Regions from separate parts of the Mus musculus genome. Here region 2 is linked to region 1. The links are chromatin loops, found by intact Hi-C in ENCODE. Cell type or tissue: gastrocnemius. All regions are shown on one strand. Each heading gives the region's core, and the rest is flanking DNA. Links, peaks and the distances in the headings are about the cores only.

The links. Peaks named below come from ENCODE experiments on the same cell type or tissue, not always from the same donor. Only the 100,000 strongest peaks of a DNase experiment are listed, where the experiment ranks them.
Region 2: it touches region 1 in a loop (13-fold over the local background); 35 of 42 quality-filtered maps call a loop at or near these places.

What each region holds. Positions count from the first base shown.
Region 1 is chr14:101,935,906-101,952,524 of GRCm38, reverse strand. No RefSeq gene overlaps it. Among named protein-coding and RNA genes, the nearest start is that of Lmo7, 210 kb to the right of the region's middle. In gastrocnemius, for the core only: CTCF peaks have their summits at 5,608 (motif pointing left) and 9,495 (motif pointing left); DNase peaks (open chromatin) are centred at 5,626, 9,252, 9,446 and 11,270; H3K4me3 peaks cover 761 bases; H3K27ac peaks cover 243 bases.
Region 2 is chr14:102,503,556-102,520,174 of GRCm38, reverse strand. No RefSeq gene overlaps it. Among named protein-coding and RNA genes, the nearest start is that of Gm41233, 58 kb to the left of the region's middle. In gastrocnemius, for the core only: a CTCF peak has its summit at 9,542 (motif pointing right); a DNase peak (open chromatin) is centred at 9,552.

The DNA of each region.
Region 1 (16,619 bases), core at 5,362-13,361:
GTTTCACGTTTTGATTCCATTGCTCAAAATGAAAACTTACCCGAGACTAAAAGGTGTTCATTTCTCTATTATTCTTGACTCCAAAACTCATGCTTTTGCTGGGTCTAGGGTCAGTTTGGCCTAGGGAGAGAAGCTCAAGTATATGACTGGCTCTTAGCTTCAAGCATCCTCCCAGAAATGAATTCAAACAGATCTGGTGGCTTCCCCGCTGATAAACCAGCCTGCTCTCGGGACAGTGGCTTCCTCTTCGACATCACCTCTAGCTCAGCAACTTCTTTCTGTCTTTAGAAAGCCAATGTGTCAAAGTCAACCCAGAGACCTCTGCTGCCTCACATGCTTGTTGACAATGAACAATGACATTGACTGTGCTCTTTAATTTTGAATGTAACTATGAAGAAACTGGGTGGAGAAAATCCCCATGGAGATGAATCAGGTAGACGTGAGGAAACCAGGAACTACTGCAACCAGTAACCATTTCTGCTGCTTCCCACCTCGCCAAAATTTTTTTAAATAAAAATAATTAGAACTGAGGTCCCAGAACTTGAACTTCATGTATTTACCCTTCTACGTGTTAATTCAATGACCTTCTTGACACTTTCGCTTCACCAGCTGAGCAGATTTTTAATATGGGAATTTACCTTAAGAAGATAATGCATGCGCCAGTCAGCAACAGTCTGACAATTCCCTCTTTCCTTACAAGCAGTCCCACAAGTAACACTGTGTGACTGAACCCCAAGGCAGTAAGCTTTACCGATGATGTTTGAACATCATATATCTATAGATATTATAGACTGTGTGCATCTATTTAATGACAAGAATCCTGTCTTAGCATCCTTAGATCATGGTAGTATACAACAGCATGCCAGGCAGATAGTGAGCTCTCGGAGGAGCTTCTAGACACAAGATCAAACTAACGCTATGGCTCTGTCCATAGAGAAGCTCTCAATTGGGAGTCAAGAGAAAACACCGATTCCCACGGTCTGAGACACTGAATGGTCTCCTCTTGGATTCCCAGAGAACACTCAGATCCGCCTAAGAAAGACTCTTCTTGCTTGACCTGAATTGAGAACCTGCATTTGTATTCCACAGCCATGGCTCAGGTCACAGACGTTTTACAAGGAAACCAAATAAGTGAATCGATAGTACAGAGCTGTTGGCCCCAGGGCCCATCGGCTACCCTGTGCTTCATTATGGTACTTAATATGGTCATGATTCCAGTTCCTCTCCCGTGATTTCCAGGAATAAACAGTATTCTGAATGTACGGAAAAGTCATTACATATTCATCTAAGCCACTTGGAAAGAATTCTTTACACACCACTGAACACTGGGTATTGCATGGCCCTGGGGGTGCTCTGCCAGAATCCAAATCATAAATTACAGGTCAGGCTAGCCATGGGAGAGGAAAAACAAGAGTTATTTCCTTCTCACTATTCTGCCCATTCCCTCACAGCTGAGGTGCTCTTAGTTTTATCCACTAACAAAATAATAAAGCATATGTAAGAAAACTGGAGCTTATTATTAATTTATATAAATTAAAAAAAAAACACGAGTTAGCATCATGTCTACTTCCTTATCGCAACTGTACAGCTTTCTTCAGAGGTTGAAATACCTTTTGGCCACTGTATTCAGATTTCCCTTTCATATTAACTGCATTCCCTCTGTCCCTATGAGCTATGCATAATAAAAAAAGAAAAAACCAGGTTGTAGTCGTTATGTCACGAACAAATGGAAACAAAAAAAAATATTCTCAAATCCTCATCCCTGGTTCTAGAAACTGGCTGTTCTCTCACGCTCTTCCAGTGGTTGACATCATTCTGTTGGGACACACAATACTCTGGAGTCAATAAGATGGGCTCTGTCATATGTAGCTGGTATTTGGCACAAAGAAAAGACAAATTTCAGCAAGAGAATATTGAGGTACATGGGTGGGAGACGTTAATAAATCACCCATTCAACATTCGTGTCTGTATCCTCTAAAGTGGAGAACCCCAATACGGAGGTCATGAACCCACTGGCTATTAGGATAGCATGTTATAAAGAGAGGTAGAAGAATCCATGTGTTCAAAAAATACCACCTCAAACACTCTCAGCACCATAATGTCTCACACACATAGCTATTACTGCTTTTAATCTTATACAGCTTATATAACTGCTCATTTATGAGATACCAATGCAAAGTGCTATTAAATCCATTGTGATTTTGCAATTATACACTATGCCATAATTGTGTGATAGGAGATTAAATATCATTATGTATGAGTTACTAGAAAATAACTGAAGTTTTGTGAGTTTAAAAAGCCAAGAAATTAGAGCCTGTGAGATGGGTCTGTGGGTCTGTGGGTGAAGGTGCTTGCCTCCAACCAGTTTCCTGAGGTTGGCTCCTGATCTCTGCACTTGTGCCGTGGCACATATGCTTGTGAACACACACACACACATTAAGTAGATAACTAACTAAAGCTAATAAGAAGACCAGAACACCTATCACATAGGATGCAATCAAGTCTGTTACAAAATGCAGTTGGCTTCATGGAACCCAGCCTCTTTCAGAATGAAAAATACCTGCTCAGGAAAATGCAATCCTTTGATTCATTTAATGTTTTGTTATTTCCATTCAAACTTCTCTGTGTCTGTTTTTGAAAGCTCTTTCCAAAGCAACACAAATGAAGTACTTTCTTATTGGGCCTTTAAAAAAATAATAATACACTTCTTATTGTATTTTTTTTAAAACTTTTTAGTGATTCTTTGTGAATTTCTCACCATGCACCCCAGGCCCACTTATCTCCCTGTCCCTTCATATCTGCCCTCTGCCCTTGCAGCCTCCTCCCTAAAAGAGAAAATAAAAATTAAAAAGAAAAAGAAAGAAAGAAAGAAAGAAAGAAAGAAAGAAAGAAAGAAAGAAAGAAAGAAAGAAAGAAAGAACGGAGGGAGGGAGGGAGGGAGGGAGGGAGGGAGGGAGGACCCTGTGGTGTGTTATGGTGCCCAAACAACTGGGGAGGGCTCAGTGGGTGAAGGTACTGGCTATGCAAATTTAAGGAGCCTATTTTGGATCACCAGGACTTATATAAGATTGACAGCAGGACATGCTCCTGTAAGTTCAATTTCAACACTTCCCTCCACCCTCTTTATAATATACCAACAAAACTAGGTACAATTCCACCAAAGTTCACTAGGGGGAGCAGTGAGCTCATTGGCTTCACTGACACAGGAGAAGGGTTACTAGAGGGAACACGGGTGACTCCAAAGCAGCCATACTGAAAAGTCTTTACCCAGGACAGTGGAAGGCTTCCCATAGCTGTCTGTATGTATGGAGACCTTTCCAAGCCTTCAGTTAACATTCCCTGGCCTATATTCTCTAGGCCTCCCCAGAGACGCAGGATTCCTGGAGATCATGTGCAATTAGAGCAGAGTTGCTTATAAATGCTTGGCATATGCAGTGATGAACAACAGTGCTTGTTTCAAACAAGGTAGAAAGCAAGGACTGACACCCAAGGCTGCCCTCTGACTTGTGCAAGAGAACCGGGGCATGTAGACACACACACACACACACACACACACACACACATACACACACATGCACACACACACAGAGAATGAGTTTAAATAACTGACCTTTGTAACCAAGAAAATAACCAGGAAATGGAAGAGGCACGTCTCACAAGAAAAGTAGAGAGTTATTAGGAGATGTTCCCACAAGTGATGGTAGCCTCCAAATAATTATCCAGATCACTGGGACAGTTATTGAATGCAACCTCTCTTCCCTTGTGACAAAAGATTCATTGGTCTTAAGCAGCCACGGAAGCATTTATTATAACTTAAAGGAGAATTTGCAATGATCATCCAGGTTTGTCTGTCACTGGCCTGACCTGTTCTGGGATAGTCCTGATATTTTCTAATACTTCTAATTTCTGATTTTACTATTATTCTAGGCTCCCATGATCACAGTTGGTCAAAGTGCAGAGAATAAGAGATGGCGGAGTACTAGGATCAAAACGAGATAGCTGTATCATACCCCTCCTCCCAAGGCTCAGAGATCACCATGGAAGGGGGCATTGAACAATTTTAAGAACCAGGGGTGGGTCTGGAGAGATGGCTCAGCAGTTAAGAGCACTGAGTGCTCTTTCAGAGGTCCAGAGTTCAATTCCCTGAAAACCTCATGGTGGCTCACAACCATCTGTGATGGGCTCTGAGACCCTCTCCTGGTGCAGTCTGAAGACTGCAACACTGTACTCACATATATAAAATAAATAAATCTTTTTTTAAAAGAACCAGGGGTAAATGATAGCTATAATGAAACAGTGTTTTTCAGACACAAGGCAGATGGACATATGAGATCACAGCAACTGTGACTGTACCAGAAACACATAGGAGGGATCAAGCCAATGAAAATCCCAGCATGAGTGGGGAAAGGGATCCATGGAGCTCTTCCATTCAATAGCTCTGAGGAGCTGTTGGCAATTGGTAGCTGCTAGGGGAAGGGGAGTCAGTTTCCTTCATGGATGTAGCCCCTGAAAAGCTGCCCATGCCCCAGGATACAGTCCTACACTCATGCACACACAGCTAACCAACACTAAGTGAACTCAATGAGTGTATAAGCCACGAGCACATGAAGTAGGGAGGCAAAGGACAATGCTGGGAACAGGGGAGGAACTGAAAGGGAGAGAAATGTGGATTTCTATGCATGCATGAATTTCTCAAAAATAATAAAAAAATAGATGTAACTGTTAAGTGGTAAGAGACAAAGACCCTTCAAATAAAAAGATGATTTTTAGGAAACACACTGTTACAAGAGATCTAATGGAGGCTCATGGAAAACCCCCAGCTGAGGTTGGGAAAGGGAATATGACAGAAGAGGGAAGGCAGGCCATGGTGAGTGTCATAGCATTTGCAACGACAGGGGGACAGGCAAGGCCAGGAGGTAGTTAACAAGAGTGGTACACTATCTGGGGACAGACAACACAGGCATCTATCTGTGCTGGTCTAGCAGACTACCGTCAGAGCAAGTGAATCCAATATCCATCTCCCAAATAATTTCATGGTTTAATTTTGATATTTAATATAATCAAGGCTTCTGAGCTTTTATGGAATTGGAATCACTCATGCACAGTGCGAAATATTTCCATGACATCACCTCCCTTCTGTGACAACAGTGATGGGGAGACGCTGTCTGCAGTCCCAGTGGTGGGAGGGTTCCATGGTGGCTATGGGAACTGGCAGGGAACGGTACAGAACCCCGCTTAAGTGTAGTCACTTAATGCATGTTGCAGTCCTAGCTCTGCCAGTTGCCAGCTGGGTGACTTTCGCTTATCCTCAGTTTCACGATCTCTCTAGATAATTTTGGACGCCACCCAGGGTGCAGAGTTTGATGTAGTTATTATTAAAAGGAACGGGTTGCGCCGTGCCTTTGCACACGGTAAGCACTAGATAAATGCTAAGCGTTGTCGTATGCGTGTAATAAAGGCAATGCTCAAACATGAGAGCTTACAGTGCGTCCGAAGATTCTATCAGAATTACAACTTTATTTCAAATTTTACATTTTGTAATATAGATTTTCATTATTTCTGGTGTCTAAAAGGCACACACTTCAGGGATTGTATTTGCCTGCCCCCTAGTGTTAAGAGGAGCTCACTTCAGCAGACGGTTGGGCTACGCTCCTAAAGGGCTCTTTTGCGGATTAGAAAGGGGAAACCTGGGGGCGATGAAGTGAAGGCCGTCATGTCTGAAGGGTGGGGCTGGAACCTCAATCTCAGAACTCTTCCCTTCCTCATGTTCTTCCTCAAACCAGTACAAGGATATATGAATGTGTGTGATGGTTAAAAAATAGCTTGAAAAACTAAAGCAACTTGGACAAATTCAATAACCACACGCCATGTTCTGTTCATTCAAAACGTCAGTCACTGCTCCAGACCGCTACATGAGCTGTATTATAATGACCATTTTTTTCGGAGGGGAGAAACTGGGGTACAAGGAGATGAGATTTGTTAGGCTGCTCTTCATGATGCAAACAACTACAGAAATAAAGAAAACCAGGCAGCTCTAATGTTGATGGGGGATGTCAATGGTAGAAAAACGGATCAAAAGCTCCAATAGGATGGAACCTTCAACTGATGTTGTCTAAACTTCTGAGAGCTCTCTCTGCAGAAAAGGCAGTGAGTGGCGACGTCTCTAAAGTAGCTTAGGCTAGGAAAAGGTTCTTGTGTGTTCTGCATACTTTACAAATGGGGTTTATATGGTTTTTAAAAGACTTGGCTGACCAGGGCAGGGCAGGCTGGGAAGTAACTCAGTTGGTAAAATCTTTTCTTTGTTGTGTATGACCCTCAGCAACCACAGAAACAAAGCTGAGGTCGGTGTCACCCCAATAACCCAAGTGCTAGGGCAGCAAAGGTGGCCATGATGTGTACCCTTATACTCTTGAAGCTAGAGAGACAGAGATAGGGTAATCAGGGCTTGCTGACCAGCCAGTCTAGCCAACACGTAAGCTCTGGGTTCAATAGCAGATCCTGTCTCACAAAGTAAAAGTGAGAGTGACTGAGGAAGACACCTGACATGACCTGTGGCTTGCTCACACGAAAACCACGGGGATCAAAGGGCAGGGTCAAGTGTGTCCTCAAGGAATGTTAATTCCTGAGCTTCATGGCACTTCACTCTACATTTTCAGTAAAACACCATCCCTGAGCAGTTGTGTTCACAGCATGGACCCATGGTCCACACTGGTGAGGCCTGACATGGAGATGGGAAATCTGTCTACACTGCCTTCTGTGGATATTACATTAGTATATTAGTATAATAGATTATATTAGTATATTGGTATACTCGATTATATTAGTGTCAAGAAAAAAATCCATGCAGTTGGGCTTCTCTTTCTACAATGGCTTCAGAGTTGGGTAGGAATAGCTGCTCATCACAGCATAGGTGAATTACTGTGGATTTCATGAGGTTTTAGATGCATAGCCCTTTTTCAAATGGCAATAATGACTGGTCATAAGATTTTGTAACTTCCATCAGATTAGAGAATAGCTCAGGAATTAAGAGCGCTGCTACTCTTCCAGGACCAAGGTTTGATTCCCAGCTCCCATGTGGAGGCTGACAACCATCAGTGACGCCAATCTCAGGAACTCTGATACCCTCTTCTCACCTTTCTGGGTATTCCGTGCACATGGTGAACAAACACATCATTCAGGCAAAACACCCATGTATGTAAACTTTTCCCCCCAAGATTTCATAAGCTGCTGACAGGTTACCTCAGTTGGTTAGGGTGTGGTCGTGGGTTTGATTCCCTTATCATGGACTACATCCCTAATGTATGGCAGAGACTTGATGTACCAAGGTGGGGGAATATCCAGGGGGGCCCACACTCTTAGAGGAGGAGGAGGGGAACGTGGAGGGGGCAGCAATCAAGATATAAAAAACAACAATAAAGAAAATAATAATAATAAATTAATAAAATTAATAAAAAGTAAAAAAAAAGTAATTTCCAAAAGAAAACTATTGTAATCATAGCCAACTAGACCTTTCACAACAGGGTGACTATGGGCATTTGGGGGACCTGGCTAAGCTTAGATTTAAAGATTTTTCTCTGTGAAATGCCAGGCAGCTTTGTAATGAGTTTTACATAGCATCCGACCACTTTCTTTGTAGAGAACCGGCTTCCAGGAAACGCTTCTCCTCCTTCAAGTCGCTCTATCCACAATATCATCTTTGCAGAAAGAAGAGGGCAGAGCCAAATGAAAAGAAAATGTGGTACCCAGCTTTAGAAAAGTTTGGCCATAGGAGGAAAATCAAACTCAACATGAAAAACACCAGAAGCAAGGCAGTGGGGACAGTCTTACAGACTCTTAGTGAAAAAAAGGAAGTTTAGGGATGCCTCTCTGGTATTGCAGTTTTCAGACATTGACAGGGCATAATCCAAATGTGTGAAGCTGAAAGAAACAGAGCACCCATCAGTATTTTGTTCAGCCATGCTAACAAAAAACTAAACTATTTTATTTTAAAACATACTATTTCCTTATCGAACTGTACACTGTCTCTAGAAGAGGCCAATGAATTTCCACAGGCATCAGCGTCTGTGGTCTCCCTCTGCTTGTCTGTGTTTTCTTACCCATGGTCTTCAAAGCAGTTGATTCTTCCCTCCCTCAGTAAAATGTACAGTGCCCACTCCTCTGTCTCATGAAGATGTCTGTTTAGCCATCACTGGACTCAGGAATCCAAGACAATCCCCATAGAGACTAGAAGCTCACCCATTCCCCTCCACCTCGCCCGCTGCACTCGGCAGCGCTCACCTGACATTAGTACGGCTCTCCCTATGCTCCATCGAGGACATTTCTGTTTTTCTGCATCACAGAGAGCAAGGCCTCCACGTAGTGGGTCTTCATTACTCAGAGGTTAAAAGATAAGGTTAACTCCTTCAGAACTGGGGCTTGGCTTTACCTGGCTTCACTACCAATGACCAGCAAACAATTCCCACACTTCAAACTGTTCCAAGAGGCCATGGTAAGAGTCTCCGACCACCCTGCTCCATCTATCCAGTCTATGATTCATTCCTTTGATCTACAGGACACGGGTTTCGCATCCACACTCCATGAGCCATCTTGGTAATCAAGCCAGCTGTCAGAGCTGCATAATGACCATAGGGGGCTGATATTTCAGACTTCTACTTAGATATCCAGAGAAAGACCGCTGTGCACCATTCACATCTGTAAACACACATCCATATGTAGATATATGGAGATGTTTACATATTTAGATTGTTTTTTTATGCCCAAACAAATGATAGGGTTACCAATCTGCCTAAGGGGGGGTACTCAGCCCTGGGAATCCAAAACAAAGGGAGAACCCAGCAATTACACTCCTGTGTTTAATGCCTTTGCCTACTGGGTTGACTGTTTTGTTTGGGGGTAGGGGTTACGGTTTTTTGTTTTTCATTTTGATCACAGGTAATTCTAGTATTTACACATCTCAAAGATGCACTAGGTTTTTTGTTTGTTTTGTTTTTGGAGAGGGGGTGGATGATTTTTAAAAGATTTAAAAAAAAACCAAACTGGAAGTGTTTTAAAACCACTGTTCTAGAGAATTGACTTTCCCACAAAGAAAATCAGAAATGGCTGCAACCACACCCCACTGCAAAGACTGTGGTCTCAATAGCTGGGAGGGCATTGCGACTCCTGAAACACCATCTCCACGAAACAGGGCAGCTCTGGACTACAGTGGTCCAGCCCTGCTTGCTAAGCCAGAGAGAGCCTTGTTCTCCCAGCACACCCTTGAAGCTCAGAGCTCCAAGCCAGAGGAGGATGTTGCTGCCCTCCAGATACTTGTCCTTTAAGAACCATGTTAATCTTTTAGCCCGTGTCCTGTAGGACTCAGTGCTCAGTGCCTGGACTTCTAATATGGACGAACTTAGCTGTGCAACATCTGTCTTGTAAATTACCAGCCCTTAAAAGAAAACGGAGGGAGAGCATTTGGCCTCCTTCCTGTGTCCACACTGCCACCTAGTGTTCAGAATGCAGAAAAGAACTGCAAACTGCAAACTGAAAACTCCCAAAGAAAGGGCTTAGAATGCTACTGCAGACGTGCTTTTTCTTACGGACTTTTGAAAATTCTACCCATTCTCTCTTGTCTCAGCAGCTCAACATTTTACAAAATAGAGGGGATTTTTTTTTCTTTCAAAATTATGAAAAATGGGCTGAAAAGATGTAAGGTGATGACTTCCCCAGTTCATCTTACTTTCTGTCTTTTGTTTGGCCAGAAACACTTGGACCTCTCCATTTTTAGTAATGCATTTCAGTTGTTTTTGTTTTGTTTTGTTTTGAATGCATATAGCCTCCAATGTGCACATTTAACATATTTGTTCCCACAAAAATCATATTACATATTATTAAAATATGCTAAAGATGAAAGAAAAAAGCAATCTTTCTAAATCTCGTGTGTGTGTGTGTGTGTGTGTGTGTGTGTGTGTGTGTGTGTGTGAATGTGTGTGCACATGTTTGAGTGATAGCAGATATGAGTGTGACACTGCACACTTGTGGAATTTGAACACTTGCAAGTCCACGCCTTCCATCTTGTGTGAGACAGGGTCTCCTGCTGTTGGCCTATACCTGGTTACACAGCTCCCAAGTTTCCTGGGCTTCTCCAGTCTCTGCCTCTTTTCTAGCCTTAGGAGGGCGAAGATTGTAGACCTAGAGGTGCGACCACAGACAGCTCTTTCCCGGTTTCCAAACTCGGACCCTAATTACCCTTACAACAAGCAAAAAATGGTATTTGGGGCTCTACTAGATGTGTGGCCTTTAAAACTTTTCTCAAAAATATTAGTTGCAAATGAGACTGGTTACTTGTCAAACATTTACTTTCCTCCAAAAGACCTCTTAACAATGAAGACTTTATAAACAACGAATTTAAAAATGGCCTACAATTTTTTTTTCAAATAGGAGTTATTTTTCACACATTTTAAAATTGGTCTCTTTACCTTACAAAGAAATGATAAAGCTTACTTAACTTTTAAGTTTATGCTAGAAAACAAAGACCAGGCCACTCGTCAGTGAGCTGGATAGACAGATTTGAAATGCTTTTTGTAGAGGAAAACACAGAAACCTCAGCTATTGCCAAAGGAAATCATGAAAACAGCCATCAAACACTTGCTAAGAAAAACCATGGCCAATTCCTATCTGTGTAGACAGTGCTATTACACCCTGGTAGGATCTGGCTTTCAGAAAACTAACCACCTTTGGGGATTTCTGGCTTAAATTCCATTGATGATAAAAACCTGCAATAAGTGGAACAAAGCTAGTACAGGGGTAACATTATTCTGGGAACATCTTATTCTGAAATAACGATTCAGCCAATGGACAGGACTGCATGATTTTACTGCCAAATGTCTTTAATAGGGAAGTAATCCACTGTTGTGTATCCAGCCTTCTAGAGTGCTTTCCTTTTCATTGGCTCACAGGGAAGTCATTTTTGGATTCCTCACTGGGTCATAAGTTAGCAAACTCCGGAAGGGATGGAGACATCTGCACTGTAAAGCCACCCTCCACACTGAATTATTAGTTTCCACGTCTGTTTCTTCGGCAACATTTTCTGTGCTTCTTCCAGTAATATTCACTGACAAAGGACTCGCCATGTTCTTTTCAATACATAGTTGCTGCGTTTACATCTTCTCAGGAGGACCACATCATTGACTTTGACCAGCACTGTAAAAATGAATTCTTCATCTTCCTCATGTGCTTCACTGCTTTGCTGGCAGGGAGATGCAAAGAGCAGATTGCAAGTCATGGCGATGTGCTCAAAGCTAAAGACCAAGGGCAGCACTGCTGCTAAGCCCTGCACACTGTGCTTCATTCCCAGTCAGGTCCTGAGATGCCTGTGTAGTGCATGGGTGACAAATGGGACTGTCAAAACCAGCATTATGTCAGCCTCTATGAGATATTGGGAAAGCTTAAATTTTCATTTCAAACATTAAAATACATGTAAATCAATGTTTTAATATTTAAACAAGTTCTGCCATCCTCTGCCTAGAATCGGACGACCTCACAGCTCATTCTGTATTCTACTCACGGAGCAGGTGACTTTCCTTCCAGCGAAACAGGCACCACTGGGGTCACAGAAAACACGTCTGTCAACCGACAAGCCCACGGAGACCACAGGTGCCTTTTTATTATCTTTTGGGTAAGAGTATGTATTTATAAATATGACTTCATAAACACTAGTATTTATAGTTGGAACTACACTAATCTCCCCTCAAAGAAGCAGAACCGTGAATGAAATAACATTAATTCATGATTTTTAGCTGGCAAATATCAAAGTAGTTATAAGTATACTGAATAATTTCCCCCAAAACTGTCTCATCCAAAGCTGTAAAATGTGTAAATAAGCACCCCAGACTGTCAACTTTGTAGATGTGGGGAGTAGTAATGTTTACACAAGAGCTTTGAGCTAGGACCAAGGGTGGGAGCGGAAACTGACAATGGCTAGACCGTGTAGCACACACCCTCCATCCGTGCTTCAGTGAATGGTGATGCTTCTAGCATCCCTGCAGAAACCAGTGGAACACACACAGGGCCTACAATGACTCATTGCACAGTCGTGCATACATTGCCAGTGCTCAGTGGCTACCTGTTAAGAGGAGAAATCCTTACCTGGCTGATTTTAATCTGAAAAACTTGCAGAGCATAGACTGAATTATGCTTGAAAGCCTCTCCCTCAGAGAAAATGGGGTTTGACCGTATGGGGAGAAGAAGTCAACTGTTCACAGCTGTACTTAATAATGTGAAACCGCCATGCACTGTCCTACTTTGGACAGTTCTGACATGTAGAGAGTGCTCAACACGCCCTGATATGAATTCTGTAAGGCCACTTTCATCTGTCTTCCTGAGACAAGGACTCAAGCATTGTGGGCATTCTAACCTAAGTCTCAGACAGCCTCAGACAGGGCGTCTCACGGCTCAGACATCCTAAATTGGATTGGAAGTAAGAAGAGCTTTCCATTACTCAAGGACTTGAACTCAAAATCCCTCAGACCAACTCCAAAGGACTTTCCCTGAGTGCTGTGTAGTAGGTTGAAGAGGCAAATGTGCTCCTAACAAATGGACGGTTTAAATGGAAACATGGATAGTCAGTGTCTCACAGGCAAACCTGTAACACAGTAATCTTTTGGAGCTAATTTTAAGAAATAAATAGCATGCAAAAATATATCAATTTATGATCTTTGTAGGCTCTACTGTGGCATTTGCAGTAAATTCTATTTTTACTCTAATCTACTTGGGATAATCCTCTGCAGAAATAAGTTGTGAAAAAATAAATTTAACTGTCCATAAAGTACTTTAAGGGTCTTTATAATGTAAGTAGCAAAGAGCTTCATCGAGTTACAAAGCAAAATAAGAACTTCCCAAGTCACCTAAATGTAGCATCTAACACCAAACCTTACGAGTTTAGAGTTTAACTGTAGGAAAAGAATACTCAATTCATGTGTTGCAGTCCTGAAGTTTATATAAGAAATTTGAAGATGAAATTGTCTTTCACAGATTTTACAGCAGGCATTTGCAAAGTAACCAGGTTTCTCCTCACCATTGCCCTGAGCCAGTCTTTTCTAGTTGGTAGAATATATGCCATTTGTGACTAAGGAACATGTCCACACATGACTTTTGCCCTGTCTCCTTTCTCTATGTATTGATTCTTAAGAAACCCTCTGAGATCAAGATAAGGTATTCTGAAAGTTCCTAAATGCTAACTATAATAAAAACTGTGGTTGATACCCCAACATGTATTCCATCATAACCTCCTAGATTAACACGAACATGGCTGGAGGCTGTTCTGACAAGCTAAAAGTAGGAATCCTGATGGACATGAATAGAAGATCACTCTTGGCTCAAAATAAGCAAATAACTCAAGCTCTATCCATAACTGTGGTGTTTTGGTGAAGTCTTCGGGGAAGACTTCCTACACAGTGGAGAAAAAATAGAAAATCAGTCTTTTCAATAGACAAGGGAGTGAAAAATCTTGTCACCATTATAGTATCAATCAATTTATTGCTCTCAGGGTGAGCCAATGCTGCGAACGGTCACATAGGCTGAGATGAACGAGAAGCTCAACATTATTGAACTGTGAGATAAATCGAACTTCTTGATTACCTGTTGAGTAGGAAGTCAATTTCTTTCTATCCATGTTGACTTGACCATAGAAATCCCACACACAGAGTGAATAGCGTTTTCTCCTGCTTCAGCTCAATCCCTGATATGCAGCTTGTCTCCTCTCTGGCTTCTAATCTACCTTGTCTCCAGCTGTCTGGGTCTCAGCATGCCGGTAGGCTGAGTCCCCTCAGCCACCTACCTACCCAGTCCCACCACGACATTTCTGTTATTCATTGCTTATTGTCACCTACTATGGCATATTTCTTTGTTTGTGATGAGGTTTCTCTGTAACTCACTCTGTAGACCAGGCTGGCTTTGAACTCAGGAGATCTGCTTGCCTCTGCCTCTTGAGTGCTGGGCTTAAAGGCATACACCATCACTGCTCAGCTGTGTCACTATTCTGAATACTGGTGATACAACTAAAACCAGACAATCCTATGCCCAGATAAAACCTGTATTGCTCTGAGGTCCAAAATGAATTAACAAATGAGAAAAAAACAAAACAAAACAAAACAAAACACAAAGTACTTGCAGGCTGAAATGTACCCTAAAGTCATAAAGCTACCTCAGAGAATGACTCCAACTGGTCACCATAATCCTCCTAGATGACATTTGACAAAAAGCCTAAAATGAAGATAATCCGGTTGTCCCTCTCCGGAAAGTACTTCTGGAACTCATTCGGTCCCGTGGCATTTTCCATCTGGTATTTGTAGACCTTAAGTGTATTTAAGTGAGCACATGATCACTGTAAAGATTTATGGGATTCGGGTGATAACTCAGTACATACCTACTGTGCGCAATGAACAAGTCTCTGTGATATTTTTATCTCCTTGAAACATCTTCTTTGTGTTGGGACCCTTCAGACTCCTCTTTTTCTGTTCTCTATGATATGTGCACTAAACGATTTTAAACCACAGCATCTCACTGTCCAGGAGAATACTGGAAATTGTTCCTTTTCTCTATCTTTTGGTACCATGGCAAATAGTCTCCTTCACTTCCTGAAAGGCTGTCACCCCGAGCAGAGCTGCTGACCTGCCCAGGCCTCTGCAGAACAGGCCAGACTGCGTAAGGTTTTGGTGAGAATACAAAAGAGAGAAACCCATGGGATGTGGACTTGACTCAGAAATGTATTTATTCCCCCCCCCCCGAATGCTTGACTCGTTAGAATCATACCTGCTCTGAACAAAATCAAGTAACAACTGCCACTGAGACATCTCTACTCCTTCAGTGACCCCAGCTCTCAGTATTTCACGTACTGTGTTCCTTTTCCAGGCCAGGTCTCCTTGACCATGGACTGAAGTGAGTGTGTCCATGACCTTCAGGCTCACGTGTTTCTAAAAGAATCACCTGAAAGTTGCTTTCTTGACTCTACGCATATATCTGTGCACAAATGAGTTTTTAAATCCATATCCATTGGCATGAATTTGGACTTGTGAGAGCATGCCTTCTTAATCCCTTTTCCAGATTGCCCGGAAGGATGTAAAAGTGCTATTTAAAAAAATAAAGTCCCAGCAACAATGCATCCTATTAGACACCAAAGGTAGCTATTATGCTGTTAATCACTGAAATTCAGACAGTTCCATTTGTGGTGTTAGAGATTAGAAATCACTCTGATACTGAGGAATATTTCAAGCAAAGTACTAAGATTAAATCCTTAAACAGAACAAATTTAGCTTCCACAATACTTTCCTTCCTTAATTTAGTATCAAAGATGACTCACACTTTAACATACCTATGGAGTGAAAACTTCTTTTATGATTCACTATGTTCACGAATACTTGTGACTGGAAACACCTTCTAAGCAATATTGAACCAAGAAGCCATCCCTTCTAACTTCTCTCCCACACTTCTACCACTGCAGGGAGGCATAGTTTGTACTAGTTTCTGTAGAACAGAGTGAATGTTAGCAAATGCCACTCACACACGCCCTGAATGATTCTCGATGATTCTGCAACCCCATCTTGGCTGTTGCTTGGCTACAGATTATCAATCTTGTCTGCTTTGCCCACTTAGCCCACAAGTCAGTCATTCAGCTTAGAAATTGTCCAGCTGTAATTTACACACACACACACACAGAGAGAGAGAGAGAGAGAGAGAGAGAGAGAGAGAGAGAGAGAGGGAGGTTATGTGGGTAAAAGGGTACCACCATGCACTTATGGACTGTTGGTAGGGATGTAAATTAGTCACCATGGAAATCAGCATGGAGATTCCTCACATAACTGAAAACAGAATGGCCATAGGACTCAACCATACTATTCCTGAGTTTATGCCCAAAAGAACCAAAGGAGATATTTCTATTGTAACTCTGTTCATAAAACTCAAATTATCAAATCAGCCTAGGTGTTCACAAACACGTGAGTAAAGAAAATGTGGTATATATACACACAGTGGTGTTTTGTTTGCCATAAGGAAAAATAAACTATTATTTTAAGAAAAGAACACAGGGGTCGGTTGGTACCTCAGAGAGTTAAAGATGCTTGCTGCCAACCTAAATGGTAGAAGAAGAAAACTAGCTCTGTGGGCTGGCTCGCTTGCTTGCTTGCTCTTGCGCGCTCTCTCTCTCCTCTCCCTCTCTCTCTCTCTCTCTCTCTCTCTCTCTCTCTCTCACACACTCACACACACATTCACACAGTGGCACTACATGCTCACATTCTCACGTACACACACACACACACACAATGTACAATAACTGCAAATGGAAACCATCCCATTAAATATCAAATGTTTTTTCTTATTTATAGATGCTACATTTCATATACAATGATATTTTACATATGACATGAAAGTAGAGGTTCTATTGTCTGGGGAGAGGAGGGGACATTGAAGGGTGAACACAATCAAAGCATATGATACTCCTAGATAAAAGCATCCTCATGAGACCCATGACAGTGTGTAATAAAAAAAATACCAATAAAAATTAAATAAAAAGAAACAGAGACTTAGGGGTATAACCTGGGGTAGAATGCTTGAGTAACATGCATGATGAAAAGGACTTCCAGGGA
Region 2 (16,619 bases), core at 4,937-12,936, 570 kb before region 1:
CGGCCATCACTGGAAAGAGAGGCCCATTGGACACGCAAACTTTATATGCCCCAGTACAGGGGAATGCTAGGGCCAAAAAATGGGAATGGGTGGGTAGGGAAGTGGGGGGAAGGGTATGGGGGACTTTTGGGATAGCATTCTAAATGTAATTGAGGAAAATACGTAATAATAAAAAATAAAAAAAAGTATGTGATCTTATGTGATTGATTTCTTTTAGTAGGCATTGTTTCAAGGTTCATACATATTATAGCATGAACATTTTGACAATACTTAAAATTGAATAATTTTATATTGTAATGTGTGGAATTGTAGTTAAGCTAGTCTTCTGTTGATGGCTCTTTGGAATATTTCTCCAATTGGGTAATCTCAGCAATGCTGTTATGGATATTTATGTTTGAACCTGAACATTTGTCTTCGATTCTCTTGTACATACACATGAGTGGATTCTTCAGTTCATGACATTGTTTGCTTGAGTTCTGAAGACCCAGTAAGTGGTTTGCACGGTGGCTGCACTTTCTCACTAGTAAAAGAGAGGGCTGCAGTTTTTCCACATCCTCACCAACACTTCTCATTCATATTCATTCATTCTCACTCTCCCTCTCTCTCCCTCTATCTCTCTCATCCCTCTCTCTCTCATCCCTCTCTCTCCCTCTCTCTCTCATCCCTCTCTCCTCCCTCCCTCTCTCTCCTCCCTCCCTCTCTCTCCTCCCTCCCTCTCTCTCCTCCCTCCCTCTCTCTCCTCCCTCTCTCTCCTCCCTCTCTCTCTTTCTCTCTCTCTCTCCTCCCTCCCTCTCTCTTTCTCTCTCTCCTCTCTCAATCTCTCTCTTTCTCTCTCTCACTCTGTGTGTGTGTGTGCGTGTGTAGAGAGAGAGTAAGAGAGAGGGAGTGCACTTTGTGTTTTTAAAACAAGAAAACAAAAAGCAAAAAACAATTTTTAAGTCTTTACAATGCTCCTAATTTTTTCGCAGCATATGTCCAGGCCACTGGGATCCTACCAGACTGCTAAGGAATAAGGAATCCTCACAAACTGAGCTATCTGATGTCCATCATGAGGGAAGGATGTCTTCTCTCTCTTCAGAGGACAAAGGGTACTTCAGGGGACAGTCTTACTGTATCTGGGTCCCCTTTTCTGGTATGAGTCTCCCACTCTGGTCTCTTGGTAAGAACAGTGTCAGATCTGCAGGGACAAAGTGCAACCCCTCCCAGATAGCTCGCTGTGGCTGGCTCCTCAGAGCCAGAGCTGCCTCTGCCCAACGGCCCCGTGCCTTTGAGTGGGTGAACCAGGTATCACACATGATGTAGAAACATTTTGTTTTCTTTTCAACTGGGACTTGATGGCTCCCATAAACACACATCCTCCCTTTGTTTCCAATTGGCATAGTCAAGCAAGACATCTGTTTAATTCAGAGCTGGGCAACGCCTCCCTGGGTTGTTTTATGGTGCTCTCTGCCGTCCATCCATTTCCTGTGATTGTTAGTTAGACAGATCCCTTTTCTCTTTCTGCCTTCACGTTGTCCCTTGTAGGTTTTCTGTAGTTCAAAGCTGTACTCAGCTAGAAAAATCTGGGGAAATGGGCCTATATCCTTTTGTCTGCAGTAGTTATCTAATTATCTCCTTTTATGTATTTCTCCTGGACCATGTCTGAGTGCTTAGGAATGCTAAGCATATTTTACTTGATGTCTCCAGTGGCTAATTATAACACTTAACCTAGAAGACACTTATTATACAATAAATTGAGGAATCACTATATAGAGTTTGCTGTAAGTATAATCCCATACAGTGTGCAAGACAGTTCTGAGCTATTTAGCAGTAATAGCCAGATTAGGATTCTACTCAATTGTAAAACTGTGACTTCTTTGTGTTTCAATAACTGACATCACATTTGTCCTTTAAAGTGATCTATACCTGTGTAACTAAAAGTATGCTTTATGCTGCCATGTCATAAACATAAAAAAACCTCAAAACCCAAACAATAATAACAAAGACAAACAAACAAAAGAAACAAGTGCCCAAGCATGTTTTCTCAAAGGATTTTAGAAAATGTTCTGAACACAGCTATGGTGCTCAAGACACTCCCTAAGTGAGCAAACAAGAAATAGTATTTCTGTGACCGTAGGTAAGCCCACTGAAACAACAAACCTTCAGCTAATGCTGAAGATTTATTTCCACCCCCTTTTTCTCTCTGTCTGTCTCTCTGTCTCTGTCTGTCTGTCTCTCTCACACACAAATGCACACAGAGTTTTTGTATCTTTATTGCCTTGTGTGTTTAAATGTCATTATGCCGCAACCTAGAGCAACTAGGAAGACATGCCAAATGACAGATTTCTTAGCTCTGGCTGGCCTGTGGACACACCTGTGGGGGATTGTCTTGTTAATGAGGCTGATCCAGTCCAGTGATGGTAGCACCATTCCCTAGGCAAGGGTGTAGAACAGGAGAAAGCTAGATCAGAACAGAAGCAGCAATCAGGCAGAATAGGTTCCTGTATTTGTCTCCATTCTTGACCGTGATGTACCTACTAGCTGTCTCCAGCTCATGCTCTGTGATTTACAAGGATGGGGTACAGCGTGAAAATGGAAGGCAAAGATGCTCTTTTCTTCCTAAATTGATTTTTGTCAAGGACATTTTATCACAGCAATAGATGTGAAATCAGAACACCAGGGCTTAATGGAATTCTGAGGCAAAATGCCTTAATTGTATCTACTGGTAGCAATACCTCCTCCTTTTACAATGTCTCCTTTAGTGGATCCCTAAGTTGGACACATTAATTTTAGTACTAAAATCTTCACAAGCCTTTATTCTGATGTAGACACTGGAAATTAGGAGAATTAATTTATATCGTCGAAAATCACATCCTTTGCAATCAACCTAGTAAGAATGAAGTCTCAGGACTTCTTTTAAAGTCATTATTCTTATTTGTAATACACCTCCTTAAAACACATTAAACCTATTTGTAAAGTGCATCTTGAAAATATAACCTATAACACAACAGGGATTTACAAACACACACACACACACACACACACACACACACACACTCACACACACAGAAGTGTCAGAGCAACAGCTTGGTTAATATTGTGGGATATTTTGCTGCAGTGACAGTAACACTATTTAACAAAATAATGCATTGTCTTTAGCTCAGTGAACTATAATGGAGAACATTGTTAGGAGCTGCAGTGATGTCTTATAGTACTGTGACTTCTGCCCTGCCCCCTACTGTGCTATTCTTTTTGCTGGGAGCTGACAGAAGCATTCAACAAAATGAGGAAATAGTGGCGGGCACAGCTGAATGAAATTTTGAAACAAACAGCCGAAGATAAGTGTGTGCCACATGAGAACAGCTCTTAATTGTTCTGTGATAATTCAGTCAAAATATAATGATGTTGTTAGGAAGAATGGGTTAGTTTCTTGCGGATTAAGAGAAAACCATTTGTAGAAGATGAAAGGGCATCTAGCATTTGAATAGACAGAGGGAAGAGCTGCAAGAACATGAAATTACTTTTTTGCCTGATAAGACATTTATCTGTGTTTCTCTATCCTCATGCTAAATGAGGTCTAGAAGATAGAGTCCTTTGAAAGCAGAAATGGCATTAGTTTGGAATTCTGTTCTAGCCACTCAGAAGACAGACATAAATCAGCATTGCCATGACACTGATTACTAATGAAGAGACTTCTGCAAAAATTATCTTATCTAGCTTTGACTTTTCTCTCTCTCTGTCTCTCTCCCTCTGTCTCTGTCTGTCTCTGTCTGTCTGTCTGTCTGTCTGTCTGTCTCTCTCTCTCTCTCTCTCTTAAAAGCACCCAGGGCATCTTGCCTAAAGCCAAGGCTGCACTTTATATATTCAAGGGAATAAGATATATAAATAGTGTCTCTTCGGTAGAAGAATTTGAAACCTGGAATATATTAGCTCAAATCATACTTCCAGAGTTCACAAATTTCAAGGCAGATGGTTATGGTAATTTGCCTTTGAAGATGTTTAAAATCTTAGTAATCCACTCACTTTTTGAAATAATTCTTCTTCCATTAAAGCGAGGCTCATAATACAAAGTAGATCTTTTTTTTCATTGAATTAATTGCTTAATGCCCACTGTGTAGCCTCTGAGGTGTGGAGTCTTTACCACATTCCTTCAGAGATCCCTCTATGCCAGGTTGTCAGTCTTTCTGCCCAAGCTGCAGAGTCTATTGTAGGTATGTTTGTTAGAAGTGATAGAACCTGATGCCTCTGTATTACAGTGCAGGTGGACTTTTGGAGTATTTATAAGTTATTAATGAAATTTCTAGAGTCTTAGAATAAGGGAAGAATTTATTACCACCTAACAAAAATTTGATTAGAAATGTGAATCTATCTGCTACAAGAAAAAACAATTAGTTACCCAGGATGGAAAATGAAAGTGGAGTTCTGAGGACTTGCTGGAATGAGGGAGGATCTGACTGCCTCCCAACAAGGATTTACCTACAAAGATGGATCAGTCTTCTATAACAGGAAAGCAAGGAACCCAGGACGAAGGGCTGAAGCATTGAGGTGTGGTTCCAAGTATAATATGATGGACAATTGATTCTGGAAGTAATATCTACGTGACCTTTGTTAATAACACCAAGTGAGTTTGATAAAGCTTCAAGGAATCACATTTTTTATGTTTACCTCAACTTACACACAATACATATGAGTGTATGTTCAACACACACACACCTTAAAGAACCATAGACTGACAAAATCCCCAACATCAGCACAAGAAACCTCCTTTTAAATAACTGGTCAGGGTAATCTAAATGATAATCTCTACAGATTGCCAACGGAGCTCCTGGTTGTTTCTCAGGAGTTGAACAATAACTCCTAGAACTGAAGATATTGCACACTTAGGGCATAGGACTTGAGTGATTTAAGATGCATCTAACCTGAAAGACTCCTTCCTGCTTTCTAGATTATCCTACGAAAGCTGCCAAAGGACGAGAAAGTATTGCTACTGAGCTGTAACACCTACGAACCATGACAATGGCTAGCGGGCAGAATATACATAAAGGTGCAACACTTAACACTGTGATAGGAGTGAGTGAAAACAGAACACACACACACACGTCCACCGAAACCAAATTTGGGAAGGTAAAAGGAGTATTATAATTGTGATCTACCTGCAGACAACATACTAGTCCCAGGTAATATGCACTGTAGTAATAAGTGCAATATACATTATGTTGGCATTTTATCGTGTGCTGTTTAAGGTCCCTGAAAAGCTGCTTTGAAAACAGGATTTGCTCTGCTCCATTTCAGGCCAAGCATGTTCATAGCAAACGTCCTCCAATGTCCCCTGCCTGAAAATAAGCTGCCCTCCTCTCCCCTCATCTCAACTCTGTGACAGGGAAGAGAGAATGGCAAAAAGCCCAAGAATAAATGCACTGTGTCCTTCAGAGCAGCTAGAAGGTTAAACATTTCTGACAGATGTTATTGTTTATCTCAGGATATTAAAGTGTCTACAGAGAGAAGGCAGAAGTCCAGTCATGAGAAACTTGGCCACACAGAGAATGCTCCACTGAAATCAACAAGATCTCAGCTACTATTCAACCCCCTTCTCAGTTTCTACTGCGTTTCCCCAGACCTTCACATGTTTGTTCTATTTGTTGCTATTTTTTTTCTATCACTTGGGAGCCTCATACAAGGGGACACTCTGCTCTGCGAGGGAATCTTTCTATTGAGAACTTCAACTGTTTGTCTTAAAGGGGTTTTCCCATTTGATTTCCTCTGGCTGTTATAAGTATCTGATTTAATGTATCTGTCTATCTGTTTGTCTGTCTGTCTATCATCTATCTATAATCTATATAACTCTATCTGTCTATCTATCTTTCAACCATCCATCAATTATTTATCTAGCATCTCTATATATCTTCTATATACTTATCATCTATCTATCTATCTATCTATCTATCTATCTATCTATCTATTGTCTAGCAATCATCATCTACCTCTCGTCACTTGCTATTTATTGTTTTTTTTAATTTATCTTGTTCTATACTTAATAAAGCTACGTAATTATAGAATATTCCCTGGACTTTATGAATCAACAGCTAAGTGTTCTAATCACAAATGCCTTGTGGTCTTCTGATGGACATTTTGTGAGCTTTTTTCTTCTCCATGCTATAAATTTTATTTTTCCCTTGATCTGGGGTTAGATGTCATGGATTCCCAGAATTAGGAAGAAAGGTGAGAGTGAGGCTCTTGAGTGTAACTAACAGTCAAAATTTAAAAGCTTTAGTGTAGTGGAGATTATTTTCATGGTCTTTGTGTCATTGCTCAATTTGATGAATGTCCAAGTATGGCCTGAGTGTAAGAGTCTGATTTCTGTGTGTCAAGAACTTTGGTGAATAGATAATATTGGAGAATAGCACAGAGATTTATAACATTTGGTCTTGGGGAGATTTTACATAATAGGGAATTAGCAGAGTAACACAAAATTGGCCTACATTAGATGCAAGAAACTAATTTATTCAGTATATTCTGTGTAATTAACTTACATACTTAATAAATACTTGAACATTTACTGTGTATAAATCATTATATTTAGGGATGTAAGTTTTAAAAGTTAATTCTAGTGAGAACATAGATCTGAGCCTAGTAATCAAGATTAAACATATTACTTTTTTTTTAAGAGCAGGAGAGAAAAAAGATTGGTGAACTCTATTTAATTAGTGTTATCTCTGGAAGTTAGTTTTTTTGTGTAACCACCATAGATTAAAAAATTGTTTTAGCTAGAGTTTGACAAATAAAGGCAAGTATTTGTACAACCAAAATTGTTCCCAGAATTAAGATTATAAAAGCAAACAAGGGCACATTTCTTTATTACAGTAAAATCTAGGGTTCTAGAAATAATATTTAATTTCATGTGTAGATAGAATTGACTGTCTTTAAGGTATGCTATCAACAGTCATTCAATTGATAATGCTTATCACTAGTTATGTCCCAGGCACGGTTTCCATGCTGGAGATTGAAAAATTAAACCAATTGTACATCACCACATTGCTCATTAGACTAATTAAGGTAATATAAAAGTGAGTAGTTGCCATTTCCAGTATGGCCTGATCAAGACATAAAAGTCAGTAACTGAGAGGTTAATGAATAGTTCCCAAACCATGTGTTTCTCAGATTGGATGGAAAGTGTTTAAAGATTTATCACGAAGACAGTAAAAGTAGGACTCGTCTTGGATCCAGAGTAACTATGAGAGGCCAGAACATATTAAGCAGAAGGATTTACAAAGTTAGCTACTGATGAATAACAATTTGAAGTCCAGAGACATAGCCCAGTGGTTGAGAGCCTTTATTGCCCTTGTAAAGGACGTAAATGTGATTCCAAGCATCTCTATCTGGTGACTCACAGCTGCCTGAATCCCCAGGAGATCTGATGTCTTTTTCTGTGTTTTGCCCATAACTCTGCATGATGTTGTTCTCCTTTATATATACATATAATTAAGAACAAGCAAACAAAACCCCCCAAATCTTTTTAAAAAAAAAAAAGACAACTTCAGGCTTGAAAATGAAATGTTAGCAACATTCAGAAGATAAGAATAACAGCTCATCCATTTGGTGTCTAGAAGATCTTGATGGTGAGCATCTGACCATCAGAAACTCCCTGGTTCTTGTCTGTGTTAGTACCAGTCATCCTATTCCTGGCTTCAACTCAAATCAATTATTTTTATTATCTCTGTATGTTATACAAGGTGTAGACATTTTAATTCCTACTAGTCACAGATCTTAAGACTTCTAAGAAGTATGAAGAGCAGTTTTTAATTCTCCCAAACTTTTAGAACTTTTAAAAAGGGCAATAAAATAAATTGAATTTTCCATCTCCTGGAGACGTTTGAGTGTCAAAAGCACCCCCTTGTAGCCCAAGGTTGTACATCATAACTCCTCAGATTTCACAACAGTTTATTACAGTGAAAAAAAACCCACCCACCTGGCCCTGAGTACATATCCAATTTATGAGCATCCGAAGAAGACAGATTCAGATACATTAAAATGTGGTTTCTGCATTGATCGTGATATGCAGCCACATAAAAAACAATGCACAGAACACCTTTACTACCCAACAGCTGTGGGGGAATCGTTGAGTAGAAATTATCCCAGCTTGGGAACATTAGATTAGACATGAACACAAATTATAGGTATTAATTTATTTGGGAAAAGTTGAACATTTAAGAAGGCCATTTCGCCAGTGGAAACAAAGATGAGAAACTGTCAAATGGATCTGAGTTGTGCAGAATTCTGCCTGGCTTCCAGGAACAGAATTGGAAACAGATGTCCTCCTAGAATGTGAACATGATCTTATTACCAGACGTTTCTTTAAATGAAACCCTCAGAAACAAAATGGTTCTTTAGTGGACGCTCAGTCAAAGGCAAAGAAATAATAGATAAGTTGAGAAATATGTCATAGTCTTTGAATTTCATAAGTAGATCATGGCAATTTAGAGGCCATTTTCTGGAATGCTTCAAAAAACTTGATTCAAATATAACTCTTCTTTCTTCGTGGACATTATTATAAATGAGAAAACATATTTAATGGAAATACTAGAGCCTATAAAGCAGTCCTAAATTTTCCTCTTTTTTATAATTTATCTTTTTAATTAGGTATTTTCTTCATTTACATTTCCAATGCTATTCCAAAAGTCCCCCACATGCTCCCCCCCACCCCGCACTCCCCTACCAACCCACTCCCACTACTTGGCTCTGGCGTTCCCCTGTACTGAGGCATATAAAGTTTGCAAGACCAAGGGGCCTCTCTTTCCAGTGATGGCCGACTAGGTCATCTTTTGATACATATGCAGCTAGAGTCAAGAGCTAGCTCCGGGGTACTGGTTAGTTCATATTATTGTTCCACCTATAGGGTTGCAGATCACTTTAGCTCTTTGGGTACTTTCTCTAGCTCTCCATTGGGGGCCCTGTGATCCATCCATTAGCTGACTGTGAGCACCCACTTCTGTGTTTGCTAGGCCCCGGCATAGTCTCACAAGAGACAACTATATCAGGGTCCTTTCAGCAAAATCTTGCTAGTGTATGCAATGGTGTCAGTGTTTGGAGGCTGATTTCAGGCTTTAGTGCGTTTAATTTGGGCTAAGCAGAGGCAGCACCCACATATTTGTAGTTAAAGAATTTTAAGAATCAAATGGTGTGTTCTAAAGATGGGGAAATTACTGCCATTGATATAAAATCAACAAACTTCATCTGAACTGTTTTTAAATGATCTCCATAACTCTTGTTTTAAAATTCTGGCATGAGTGAGAGGTACTTTTCACTTGTTCCATGTTTCTGATTTTTTTTTTTTAATTAGCTGCAGTTCCATGTATGTTTGGTTAATTATTAGGGAATCTTTTTTCAAGAAAAATGAATATTTTTTCTTGAATGTTAAATTTATATTAACAAAACATATGTTATGACATTGTGCCACAGCTCTACACACAGTACTCCAAGTGCAATAAAATCTTAAAAGTTGGTTCTTGAGTTTTACTGGGAACTTGGACTCCAGCGATGGGACGGTAACTTTAGTAGGCACCACCAGGGGGCAGCAGAGGCTGCAGGATCTCAAGGCGGAACATGGGTTTCCCAGGTAGGATGGGTACTGTCAACCTCCAACCAGTCTCCAGTTTTGCTACAAGGTATTTCGGTAGGGTGGTCATCAAAATATCTGTAGAGTCTTGAAACTCTATTCTGTAACCCCAAGTTATAACCTAGAGGATGTGGTCAATGCTTGTCCAGAAACTCCTTATCATTCTCATAAGGAAAAGACAACAGAAAGGGTTTCTCAGCAAAGGAAGGTATGAATGACTCATCCAAGATGGTGCCTGCTTTCTCATGGGGTTAACTCTAGAGAAGGAAGACATTGGCCATAAACACAGTGGTCTTGGGAGCTCATCTGAATGTTTTGTTTTATATTCTTTATTCACATGACAAAAAGAAAGCCCAACTAGCCAAGTACCTTCCCTGGGGTCCCTAACAGGTTAGAGTCCCTACTTACGATATGTTTAATATTGGCATCAAAAGCACTGTTGGAAGTTAGAATACAATGCCTTGTTCTAGGTCACATATGGCACCTTTTGGTATATTGTTTCTTTCAAATTAGTATCTGTTACTATGCTGCTTATATGATTTTTTTTTCCTTACATCTTCTGAGGTCAAGTACAAATCATTTCGTTTATACTTTTTGGAAGAACTGAATTAAGAAAGAGCTGAATAAAGTCTGGGGCAGCAAAAGAATATAACCACCAAAGTCGTTATGGATCTAACAATATTACCTACTGTCTTAGTCAGGGTTTGTATTCCTGCACAAAACATCATGACCAAGAAGCAAGTTGGGGAGGAAGGACTTTATTCAACCTTATACTTCCACATTGGTTGTTCATAACCAAAGGAAGTCAGGTTAGGAACTCACACAGGGCAGGAACTTGGGGGCAGGAACTGATGCAGAGGCCATGGAAGGGTGCTGCTTACTGGCTTGCTACCCCACCTTGCTCAGCTCGGTGTATTGGGTGATAAGGTACAGGAGTAGGTATTAGGGAGGTGATCCTTTTATTGAAGATTGGCAAAAACATGACTGTCTTCCTGTATCTCACCTTGGATAACTTGGGATGACTAAACTGTTGTCTGAATATGTTTCCTGGAGAAACAATATATCTTTAAGTAAAGGAGAGCAAAGTCTCATATTGTGCACCATGGGGATAAGAAGAGATTACCAAGAAGACACTTGCTGTGAAGAATGAGTAAAAGGTCTCGTCAGGAGCTCTATGAGTGCCTAGAAGTTTGCACAAATTAAGCACTTATTTCATATCCAGGTCTGGGTCAGTCCACGTGGGTATGAGAGACAAGATTCTCCTTTTCAGAACTAAGAATTGCCTATTGAGATAGGTGTTTAGACTTGCTTGTTGGGATAATCTTAATAATTGACTTGGGAATAGTCATATTTCTTATGGGTAGGAAATTTCATGGGTAGAGATCCTGAATGCTATAAGATGGAAAATGAGAGCTGAGCATACATTTATTGTCTCTCTGCTTGTTGACTGCAAGTACCATGTGACCAGCTGCCTACTGCCTTGATTACCTAGTAATGTTATATTCTGCTTTTACACTGAGTCATAAAAAACAATTTCTCTCTTAAGTTGCTTTCTTCAGAGTATTTTCTTATTACAGTAATAGAAAAAGAAACTAAGACAGTGTGTGTTATGTGTGTGTAGGTTCATTTCGTTAGATCTTGATCATTATTATAGTTAGAATTTTAGGTTTTTTTTTTTTTTAGTATTCTTCTTTCAAATAATAGTTTTCTTTTACCATATAAATGAGTATCTTTTTAAAAATATTTTAAAATTTGAATAGAAACTAGCCTAATTGCTTCCACAGAGTGCTGACATAGTTAAACCTGTCTCTGTTTTCAAATTAGCACTTCTCTGGAAATGTGACTGAAAGATGGGAAGGTTGACCAGTTGGCTCCAGGTTGCCCTTGCATTCTGATAATTCTATGCCAGCAATGCTAGTTTTTCACATCATCAGAGATCCACCCTGTTTTTTGTTTGTTTGTTTTGGTTTTGTTTGTCTGTGTGTGTGTGTGTGTGTGTGTGTGTGTGTGTGTGTGCAGGAAGCTCAGAAACTGCACTGTAGATCAGCATCTCAGAGAAGCACAAATATATGAATATTAGAGGAAGAGAAGCAGTTACTACAGCCTACAACTTCACTTCAATCACATTAAAAAATCTTATATTTCTTCTTGAGTTTTCTAAGCTACAGGGAGGCAAAAGACCTATGTGGTCTGGTGATTGGTTTTCATTCATTGTCCAGGATGTCTTGCTTGGACTTGTTTGTACAAGGTATGGGATTAACACAGTTGCTCTTCAGATTTCTTCTGAACAATATTCTTCACAAAGCATGATAAATAAAGACAAAGGCAAACATAGTGAATAAGGAACCCCAGCTTAGCAAACAATAGGAAGTCCACAATGAAACTTCCTTTATGAGCCCAGAGAGCTCACACAACTTTACTTGTCTTTTTCTTGTTACAGTACTTCATCAGTCATAAAACACAGCAAAGAATCTTAATCTCAGATGAGATGACAACTCAGAATAGCACTCCATATACCTTCCAGGTCTACGAAGAAGAGGTTGGTCAGTGGCTACCATCCTCTACCTATGACTTGAAACCTCAGACCAATTAAGGCTGCCAACTTTCCTGCCTCCCTTTTGGATAAAGTTGGGAACTATCAAAAATGTGAAGAATCAAGTTGAGATTCTCCTATCTTTCTATGGTCTGTCTTCTGGTCAAATAAGACTTCTATATTTGTATAGATGTTCTGCTATTAATTAGGATAAAATATGTGAATTTCTAATTAATTTATGCACTTTCCATTCTGATTGCAGCCTCCTCTCCCCCCTATTCTCTCAGTCCCACCTTCACAACCCCTCTTCTCCCATCCTCCATCCCCTTTTCAGAGAAGGGAAAGCCCCTCTGGCACACCAAGTTACTGTAGGACTAGGCACATCCTCTCCCACTGAGACCAGAAAAGGGAATATTTAAATTGCATTACTCATCTGCTCCTGTTCCTTTTATCTACTGCATCCCCAAAGTGAGCATTTCTGTTTTGCTCTAACTCACCTGAGTCACCAGTTGTCACACTTTTGTTCAAGAGGCTGTGTTCATATTGAACATTTAGTTGTCAAGGAAAGGAAATAGAGAATTCTACAGGGGAGAAGCTGTGCATAGGCAGTTGATGGGCCATCTAGTCTGATTATGCTTTCTGTTCTATATTTAGTAAGTTACTCTTAGGGTTTGATTTTATTTGTGTTAAAGACCAGATACATGCTTCATCTTAAGTAGAATTTAGCTTGAAGTGATTCTGTATCTCCAGAAATGGATTTTAATCAGTATCCCTTCCCCTTTCTCCTCCCTAAGTGCAAGACCAGGCAGCTTCAACGATGTATTTGAGAATGTGTGCTTATAGGAAGTAAGCATCTTGGAGCTGTGCTGTGGGAAATATAAATGTAAGAAGCAAAAGCAATAGAAAGCCAGCAAAGATGATTTTTTTCAAGTTGAGCAACTGCAACAGACTTGAGATTTTCTTTGTTTGTGAGTTTTTTCATGTTAATTTTTATTAGATATTTTCTTCATTTACATTTCAAATACTATCTCCTTTCCTAGGTTCCTCTCTGAAAGTCCCCTATACCCCCACCCCCTGCCCCGCTCCCCAACCCACCCACTCCTGCTTCCTGGCACTGGCATTCCCCTGTAGTGGGGCATATAATCTTTGCAAAATCAAGGGTCTCTCCTCCCATTGATGGCCATCCTCTGCTACATATGCAGCTAGTGACACAAGCTCTTAGGTGGTACTGGTTAGTTCATATTGTTGTTCCTCCTATAAGGTTGCAGACCCCTTTAGCTCCTTGGGTACTTTGACTTGAGATTTTCTTAATGAATGTGTTACTTGGGGTATAATGAAGAAGTAAGTCCTCTATAAAATGTCCAGTACACTATCTGGCACTTGACCTGCCTTGATTATGGAAGAGACACACTGGAGGAAACTGAGAAAGATTTAAAAAAGAAGAAGAAGACGAAAAAAATAATCCTGTTGGAGCTACAGAAATGAATCAGTGGTTAAGATATTGCACCACTATTGCAGATATCTGAGTTCATTTCCCACCACCCAGGTCAGGCATCTCACAACTTAGCTCCAGGGGATTCAACACTTTCTTCTGAACACTTTCTACCCCACACTTGAAGAACACACACGCACACACACACACACACACCAATCATTTTGAAAAAGCAAATCCTTCTATGGGAACTTAACTTCCTTAAATATGTGAAAGTTTATGTCAGCATCACACTCTCCGACTTTACATTTAAATATAGTACAGAGTGTGGGTGAATTCACCTCTGACTAGCCAAAAGTTTGCTAACATCTAGAATCTGAAAAGAACAGTTGAAGTGGTGTTAAAGGAAAGTGTGGATTCAATCAACAACTGAAATCGGGTATTCCTGCCCAGAGTGTGATGCATCCACGTAGATTAGTCTCTTGCTGAATAAAGAATTTTAGTGTTTCTCATGTGAACCACACAGTTCTCTTGTGGAGACAAACCAAGTTGGGACAGACTTGATTTCATTTTCCTTAGAAACAAGTACAAAAGAAATAATTTGAGGCCTGGATAAAAATGTCTTATAAACATACAATTACATTTTGGCTTTCTGCAGACTCAACTCATTAAGCCATGAGTGATTGCAGATGTTGTGGTCAGATTCTCCTGGCCAAAGATTTGGCTACTCAGGTTATCCTCAAGGGAAACTGGCAAACCCAATGGTGGTATTTTTAGAACAAGAGGGCTGAAGGAGTCACCCAGGGTAGTTCATGTGTTTGTGTGTAATAAGAATAGCATCACACTCCAAGCTGTCATTTAATTCATAACCAAATGCCTGTGAATCAAATGATACTTTACTATGTGGAGTCAAGACAGCAGCAAGAGGTGTTGGATGTCGGAGAAAGCTGTAGCAAGCAGAGAGTGTTTTACCCATCTGTGCATGCTCTAGTGGGGAAGTTAACTGTTTTGTCACATGATATACTTAATATAGTATTGATAACAGAAGCCTAATAAATAGTTTTTGAAATATGTCTCATTATGATGGATCTATAAGAGATAGTTTAGGAGGAAGTAACTTAAAAATAGAAAACAAAGACATATGCCATGGGAATTTATCTTCTAGAAACAGTTGAAACTTCAGACTTAGTGTATTCCCAGAGGGATTCAATAGTGAAAGCCAGAAAGTTAGGCAAAAATCTTACAAAATAAATAGTTCAGTTTGTTCACCAAGTGTGTGTGTGTGTGTGTGTGTATGTATATATATGTATATATGGTTCATATATACGTGAATAAGTATATAAATATGTGTTATGTGCCAGAATGGTGAAATAATGTATAGATTAAAAGCTATTTCAAAGCTGTTTCAACCAATTTTAAGATATGAAGTTTATCTTAGCTCAGATAAGCCAAATGCAAACACAGTTATTGCACATTTCTAAGAAAATTTCACAAATGGGAAGAATCACAGGACACTAGACAACATTAAAAAATTATAATTAATTTTAATCAAATTTACACAGCACTTAAAGTAGTGAAGAAATCCAATTATTTGCAGGTACGTCATGATAATGCAATTGCTGTGACTAACAATGTTGATCTTAGATATAAAACTCAAAGGAAAGTTTAAAATAGCACATGAATAGATTTTTTAAAATCTCTTTGTTAATTTCATGTATTTGAAGAAATTCTTGCAGGAATAGAAATTTTAGTTTTAGCTTATTTATTTGTTTTGATATTTGTGATTTATTATAGTCAACAAAATTTTTCACTAAGAGAATGGCTGAAAGAAACAGCAAGAGGTGCATATTATCAAAGAAAGTCCATGATAGTTATTTCTTCCTTCATTCTAGGCTGAGTATTCCCAGGAAGGCCCATTTATCTTTGTGATCTTACTTTCAATCCCTACCACATTTTGTTAGACATTTTTCATTTTTCTCAGAAAAGATAAACTTTCATACCTCTTTCTGATAGAAGGGCTGTTCCCCGCCACCCCCCACCCCCAAGAATACTGCTTACTGTGCATCGAGAACTCAGGAGGACATGGATGCTAGATGGGTTTGTAGGGTTATACTGCCAGGAGTCTTTGGAATAATACTTTCCATAGCTCAAGTGATTCTACAATACTGCACTGGTGAGCAATCAACACTATGTACACCTTTCTCTCAACTTGGTTTTTCATTTTATACCTATGAAATACTCTGCTGTACTATACATATATATACCCGTATGCATACATACATTATGGATGTGTGCTGGCTGGTTTTGTCAGCTTGTCACAAGATGGATTTATCACAGAGAAATAAGCCTCCCTTGAGGAAATGCCTCCATGAGATTCAGCTGTAAGGTAATTTCTCAATTAGTGATCAAGATGGGAGGGCCCAGCCCTTTGTGAGTGGTTCCATGCCTGGGTTGGTAGTCCTGGGTTTTATAATCAAAGCAAGCTGAGCAAGTCATGGGAAGCAATCCAGTAATCAGCACCCCTCCATGGCCTTTGCACCAGCTCCTGCCTCCACGTTCCTGTTCTGTGCGAGTGTCTGTCCTGACTTCCTTTGGTGATGAACAGCAATGTGGAAGCTGAATAAACTCTTTCTTCCCCAACTTGCTTCTTGGACATGATGTTATGTGCAGGAATAGAAACCCTGATTAAGATAGGATGTAAACTTTAAAGTTAATTACCAGTAGGTAAGATACTAGCACACATACACTTTCAGGGGTAAAGCAGCACCTGAAGTGGGTACTTGCACAGAGGAAGGTTGACCACACTCACCCTGTGACCTCATTACTCTCAGAGTTATTCAGGGTTATTCAGCATTTCCTAGTCCTCAACTCCCACAGTAGGAGATAAATATGTCTAAATCCAGAGTTGGAGAGAAGATACGGGAACACCCTGCTCTTTCTCCATTGATGCTCTTTCTTTTCACCATTGACTCTCCTTTGTTCCATTTCTCATGAAAACAAACATTTAAACAACACATACATTTTCTGGAAAAAGTATTGAGCAAAAGAAAATAACTGCGATT